Linked DNA regions of Homo sapiens: region 1 is linked to region 2. The links are chromatin contacts, found by Hi-C or POLR2A ChIA-PET in ENCODE. All regions are on one chromosome and are shown on one strand. Each heading gives the region's core, a stretch centred on a gene start or an enhancer-like site at or near the end of the contact. The rest is flanking DNA. Distances are from core to core; before and after follow the strand shown.

Region 1 (3,244 bases), core at 249-2,748, 710 kb after region 2:
TGCTGGGATTAGAGGCATGAGCCACCGTGCCCAGCCTCGTTTGGTTTTTTATTTTTTAAATGTTTGGTTTTTTTATTTTTTTATTTTTTTTGAGACAAAGTCTCGCTCTGTCGCCCGGGCTGGAGTGCAATGGCATGATCTCGGCTCACTGCAACCTCCACCTCCCGAGTTCAAGGGATTCTCCTGTCTCAGCCTCCCAAGTAGCTGGGATTACAGGCATCCACTGCCACGCTGGGCTAATTTTTTTGTATTTTTAGTAGAGAAAAGGTTTTTACCATGTTGGCCAGGCTGGTTTCAAACTCCTGACCTCAAGTGATCCGCCCGCCTTGGCCTCCCAAACTGCTGGGATTACAGGTGTGAGCCACCGCGCCCAGCAATATTTTATTTGCTTTTGTTTTTGTTTTTTTGAGACAGAGTTTCACTCTTGTTGCCCCAGCTGGAGTGCAATGGCACGATCTTGGCTGGCTGCAACCTCCACCTCCTGGGTTCAAGCGATTCTCCTGCCTCAGCCTCCTGAATCTCTGGTATTACAGGCGCCTGCCACCACGCCCAGCTAATTTTTGTTATTGTTAGTAGAGACGGGATTTCGCCATGTTGGCCAGGCTGGTCTCGAACTCCTGACTTCAGGTGATCCACCTGCCTTCACCTCCCAAAGTGCTGGGATTACAGGCGTGAGCTGCTGCGCCTGGTGTGTTTGAGTTTATACTGGGTAGGGAGTCATGGTTAACGCCTATAATCTCACCCAGAGTCTGAGATGGGAGGCTCCGTTGAGTCCTGGAGTTCGAAACCCCGTCACTACAAAAAAATATATATAAAGAAAAAAAAATTAAGCGGGCGCGGTGTGGCACCTGTGGTCCCAGCAACTCGGGAGGCTGAGGTGGGAGGATCACTTGAGCCAGGGAAGTCGAGGCTGCAGTGAGCCAAGATCACGCCGCTGCATTCTAGAATGGGCGACAGCCTAAAAAAAGTCAGCCTTAACAATAACAAAAAAGACAATGGCTAGGGCCCCTCCCAACCTTTCATGCCCTACCCGGAGCCCCTGCGCGGCCCTTACATTTAAAAGCCCCTTTGGGAGGCTGAGGTTGGCGGATCACTGGAAGTCAGGGGTTCAAGACCAGCCTGGCCAATATGGTGAAATCCCGTCTCTACTTAAAATACAAAAATTAGCCTGGCGTGGTGGCGGGAGCCTGTAATCGCAGTTACCCTGGAGGCTGAGGCAGGAGAATTGCTTGAACCCGAGAGACGGAAGTTGCACTGAGCCGAGATCGCGCCACTGCACTCCAGCCTGGGTGACAGGGCGAGACAACGTCTCAAAAAAAAAAAAAAAAAGCCCTAAAGGACCACTCTTGGATCTGATCCTGAGAAAGTCCCTTAGAAAACATGGCGACGCCAGCCTCACCACCTGTTTCCAAAAGCAGTGTGACGCCCTTCGCTCCCTTAGTCAAGCTAATCTTACTAAATAAGGAACAAGCTTCCCCTGAGGCTTGCCCTTCAGCGCACTGGCACTGCCCACCCGAACGGGCGTCACGGATCCTGGTCAGTCTCTAGGATCGCGCTCGCTGATAGGACGCTTCTGGTCGAACGTCCAAACAAGGTGTGCGGTGATTGGGCCGCGGAGGGCGGGGCGTTTGAACGGCGCGTGCGTGGGAGTTCCCCAGGCCGGCGTCATTAGGATCCTGGTGGGCGGTGGGACTTGGGTTCAAAGAAGACCAAGCAGGCAGACGTGTTCGGGGGCCCGCGGGTTCCGAGACTGGAGACTGGACCTTTGGCTGTCCCCACGTGCATTCTAGGTCAACGGTGCGGTGGCAGAACCCTGGGGCTCTCCCCCGCGGAACTCGGCCCTGGCCGAGGCCCCAACCACGCTAGTAGGAGGAGGCCGAGCATCCCTCCTCGAAATCGCGAAATCCCGGCCCGACAATGTAGCCACGGAGTCGAAAGCCGCGTGCGAACTTGGCACTCACAAAGCCTAGATAACCGTCTATTTTCTCCTGTAAAATAGGAGGGATGGACCCCCACAGATCATTGTAAAAGGTTCTTACAAAGAAAAATCCTCCTGGACTGGGCACGGTGGCTCACGCCTGTAATCCCAGCACTTTGAGCGGATCACACTTCGAGACCAACCTGACCAACATGGAGAAACCCCGTCTCTACTAAATTAGCCGGGCGTAGTGGCGCATGCCTGTAATCCCAGCTACTCTGGAGGCTGAGGCAGGAGAATCGCTTTAACCCGGGAGGCAGAGGTTGTGGTGAGCCGAGATCGCGCCATTGCACTCCAGCCTGGGCAACAAGAGCGGAATTCTGTCTCAAAAAAAAAAAAGAGAGAAAAGAAAAATCCTGGAAGTCAAGTAAAAATGTGTGAAGGTGTTTTATAAAATATGAAATATCTAGAATACACAAATCTATAGAAGGACTCGGGGAAAGGGGAGTGAATGCTAATAAATACAGAGGTTCTTTCTGGGGTGATGAAAATGTACTAGTACTGATTGTGGCCGCGCTAGCACAAAAATCCGTTTCATTGGCCAGACGCTATGGCCCAGGGAAAAAAAGAAGGACTAGGGGGAATGGGGAGTGAATGCTAATGAATATGCAGTTTCTTTTTGTGGTCATGAAAGTGCACTAAAATTTTCATGCTAGCACAAAAATTGAATTGTACACTTCAAATAGGTGTATTTGTGATGTGCATTCTAGCTCCATAAAACTCAAAATGTGTGAAAATTCTTTGTAACTTTACTAAAAATTGGGGGCACTCTATAGTTTACAAAACTATCCCCATCCAGGCAGGGCACGGTGGTTCACACCTGTAATCCCAGCACTCTGGGAGTCTGAGGCGGGCGGATCACCTGAGGTGAGGAGTTCAAGACCAGCCCGACCAACATTGTGAAACCCCGTCTCTACTAAAAATACAAAATTAGCCGGGCGTGGTGACGCATGCCTGTAATCCCACTTACTCGGGAGGCTGAGGCAGGAGAATCGCTTGAACCCGGGAGGCAGAGGTTGCAGTGAGCTGAGATCGCACCATTATACTCCAGCCTGGGCAACAAGAACAAAACTCCGACTCAAAAAAAAAAAAATTCTCCATCTAGTCCTCTGAGGTGAGCAGCATTTTGTTTGTTTGTTTGTTTTGTTTGTTTTGAGATGGAGTCTCGCTCTTGTTGCCTAGGCTGGAGTGCAATGATGCGATCTCAGCTCACTACAACCTCTGCCTCCCAGGTTCAAGCGATTCTCCTGCTTCAGCTTCCCGTGT
Region 2 (3,233 bases), core at 535-3,034:
ATCCTATTTAATTAAAATGTCTACCTCCCCCCGTCCAGTTCACTGCCATTTTAACTTTTATATTCTTCATAGAGCTTACTATCAAAAAAAGAAAAAAGAAAGAACTTACTACTATCTGCAATTGCATATGCATATACATTTTGTTTACTTGCTTATTGGTCTTCTGATCTCCCACTTCCCTAAAAAAAGGGAATTTCCATAATTTTGTCAGGTTCATTTACCTATCTCCAGCACTAACTGATATTTTACAAATACTTATTGGACAAATGAATTCTTCCCTTTTTTTTTTTTTTTTTTGAGACAGTCTCTCTCTGTCGCCCAGGCTGGAGTGCAGTGGCGCTGTCTCGGCTCACTGCAACCTCCGCCTCCCAGGTTCAAGCGATTCTCCTGTCTCAGCCTCCCGAGTAGCTGGGCTACAGGCGCACACCACCACGCCCGGCTAATTTTTGTATTTTTAGTAGAGACGGGGTTTCGCCATATTGGTCAGGCTGGTCTCGAACTCCTGACCTCAGGTGATCCACCGCCTCGGCCTCCCAAAGTGCTGGGATTAAAGGCGTGAGCCACCGCACCTGGCCGAATTCTTCACCTTTGATACTTGAAGGCAGATCTCCGCCTCTCAAATTTTTATTCTCCTGCTCTCACAGTCCTCGTTAACCCCTCCCTTAAGACTCTCCCACTCCCAAACTCCAAAACTTCAAAGTCTCACTTGGGCACGAAGGGTCCATACTTGAATGCAACACTCCAAGAAGGTAAGGTTCACCTGCCAAGGAGACCTGTCCACCCTCCACTCTGGTGTCCCTGGCAAACCCAAAGCAGCCTCCTTCTGCAATGTGTGTATACAGGTGGATTCCTAGAGTGTACAGGGACCTGTGTCAGGGGAACACAGAGGCAAACAAGATCTCCCAGCTCTCCTGGCTGGCTGTGAGCAGTTCTGAAGCAGAGAGGGAAACAAAAGGCTGGGCAGTCGGAAGAAACTGAGGAAGGCTGCCAGGAGTAGTACTGCAGGCAGCAGGGCTAGTTCCCAAGTCTTGAGCTGAGGGGTGAAGGGTGGGAGAGGTGGTCATGAGGATTATGAACTGACACGTTCAATCACTTACCACAGCGCCTGGCAGTTAGGGGTTCCGTAAGTGTTGGTTATTGCTGGGGGTAAAGGATTGGGGGAGGAGAAGAGAAATTATGAATGAGAAAGGGGAGGAGATGGGATGTGGGGGCTGGAGGGAGCTGAGAATGAGTTGACTGGACAGTAGCGGGCAGAGAGAAGGGGCATGAGGAGCCCCGGTGGTGAGAGACTGCGGGGAACGGGAGTTGGGGGTCTGGGGTGGGGGCACGGTAGGGGCGCCGCTCGTACCTCCGGCATCGGTCAGCACCTCCACGCGGCCGCTGAACATGGCTTTGAGCATGGTGTCCTGTCCCGTGAGGGTGCGCAGCGTGGTGTAGTGCAACGAGCCGCCCACGTTCAGCTTCACGTATTTGCTGTTCGGGGTCAGCGGCTTGAGACCGTAGGCGGCGGGGCCAGGCTCGAGACCCGAGGGCTTGGGGGCTTCCAGGGACGGGGCCGCGGCGGCAGCCGGGCCCGAGGCCTCCGCCGACATGCCGGGTAGCAGCGGCGGACGGCGATCCCAGGATCTCTCCGCGCCCTGCGGCCTGCTCCCGAAGACCCTCGGCCGGCCCCCAGCCCTTGGGCCAGACCGCTCGGCGCACACGCCCACTCACCGCAGCTACTCTGCAAGACCGGCCCTCCGCCCCATCTCGCTCGCACCACCCGGAAGCCGGCGCCGGGCAGCTGCGCAGGCGCGGCCCCGCCCCTGAATGGGGGCGGGGCTGCGAGTATGGAGCATGCGCAGTGGCCTCGCTGGGGGATCCCGTAGAGGTTTGGCGTGTGGCCTGCGGGTTCCCCGGGCGGGTCGACGTGCGCTCCTCTCTGGTCTCGAGTCACCAGGACCAGATCGAGGATGCGGCCGACCCCCTGCCCGATGTGGAAAGCGAAGTCTCCACCTCGTGATTGGGTCTCTGCTGTCAGAGAGCTTCACGAGCTTGAGGGGAAACAGACAGAGAGGTCTGGGCATTGGGCAGTTTCCCGCCTCCCAGCCCCGCGCACTGAACAGACTGTGACCAGAACTGCGAACAAAGCGCGGAGGGAAGCTCTTAAAGGAGGCCAAAGCGGCCGGGCGCTGTGGCTCACACCTGTAACCCCAGCCTGTAAGCCTAGCTACTCGGGAGGCCGAGGCAGAAGGAGCGCTTGAAGCCAGGAGTTGGAAGCTGCAGTAATCCGTGATCGGACCGTTGCACTCTAGCCTGGGCAACATAACGTCCTTTGAAAAAAAAAAAAAAAACAGAGGCCAAAACGGGTAGCAGTGGTGCCCGGGCACCAAGGATGGAAGGCCTCTCTGAGGAGGTGATGCCGAGCTGAAGCTGGGAAGCGGATGTGAGGGAAGAGTTCCAGGCAGAGGGAAGGCAAATGCAGAGATCCTCAGGCAGGAACACTGAACTGTTCTCCGTATTTGAGGAGCAGAGGGCGTGTCAGTGGTGGCCGCAGCAGCTGAGCAAAGGTCTTAGAATCCCAGCTAATGTCGTGGGACCTAGCACCCAATCCCAAAAGAAAGAAGAATAGATAGGAACCCACTGTTGACAAGAAGGTGCACTGAGAAGTGTTTTTATCTGACCCGATCTGCATCCAGTTTAGAAGCCGATACATCAGGGATTTAACAATCTGTCTTAATGTCTAGCAAGGGGGGTTGCTGGAGGGAAAACACAGAGTCAGAGTTCTATCTTCAGCCCTGCCAGCAGGTCCCTGGGAGATGCTAGACGAGTGACTTTTCTCTGGGCGTGGTTGGTGTAAGGGATGCACACGCAGGAGGAAGGTCGGAGTGTAAATGTGTGACCTGGGCCTGTTACTGGGTATAAATGGGCCTGTAGTGACCGGGAGCTCATGTTCTACCAAAGGGGTTGCCAATTTTCTGATTTCGAGTGTGGCGGTGTAAAAGAGAAAAGCAACTGCTGCCAGCTGGGAGCTGGTTTGCACCCTCACTCCAGAAGCCTTGATGTTGCTAGGAGCTGACCTGGCACCAACAGCACGGCCATGGTGGTGTCCTGTTGAGCAAAATAATTTCACAAAAAACATCAGACAAGGTCACTCTCTGACTGATCTAGAAAAAGACCATTCCATAATAAAGCCTCAATACAGAAACAAGAACATTGTCCAAACCACAAAAATTACCAACACAATCCTCTCT

What was found. A loop is a pair of places that touch in the nucleus more often than their neighbours do. ChIA-PET counts read pairs that join two places held with the same protein, here RNA polymerase II (POLR2A). Pooled maps may share reads with other maps.
Region 1: a loop to region 2 is called in a pooled map, with 3 times the contacts of the local background. The contact joins the enhancer-like site here to the promoter of KCTD13 in region 2. A Hi-C loop is called at or near these places in 1 of 50 pooled maps. POLR2A ChIA-PET finds 5 or more read pairs at or near these places in 3 of 52 experiments (T-cell, WTC11 and activated CD4-positive, alpha-beta T cell).

The regions. Positions count from the first base shown.
Region 1 is chr16:30,632,858-30,636,101 of GRCh38, forward strand. No RefSeq gene overlaps it. Among named protein-coding and RNA genes, the nearest start is that of PRR14, 16 kb to the right of the region's middle. RefSeq lists enhancers at 609-1,560, 1,561-2,511. Within about 2 kb of position 1,499, at least 38 of the 41 ENCODE cell types and tissues checked have a DNase peak (open chromatin) inside an H3K27ac peak, as active enhancers do.
Region 2 is chr16:29,924,442-29,927,674 of GRCh38, forward strand. KCTD13 (potassium channel tetramerization domain containing 13) reads right to left here and starts at 1,785. Exons shown (of 6, transcript NM_178863.5): 1 at 1,349-1,785. The coding sequence starts at 1,592. KCTD13-DT (KCTD13 divergent transcript) reads left to right here and starts at 1,782. Exons shown (of 3, transcript XR_001752362.2): 1 at 1,782-3,233. RefSeq lists a silencer at 1,451-1,690.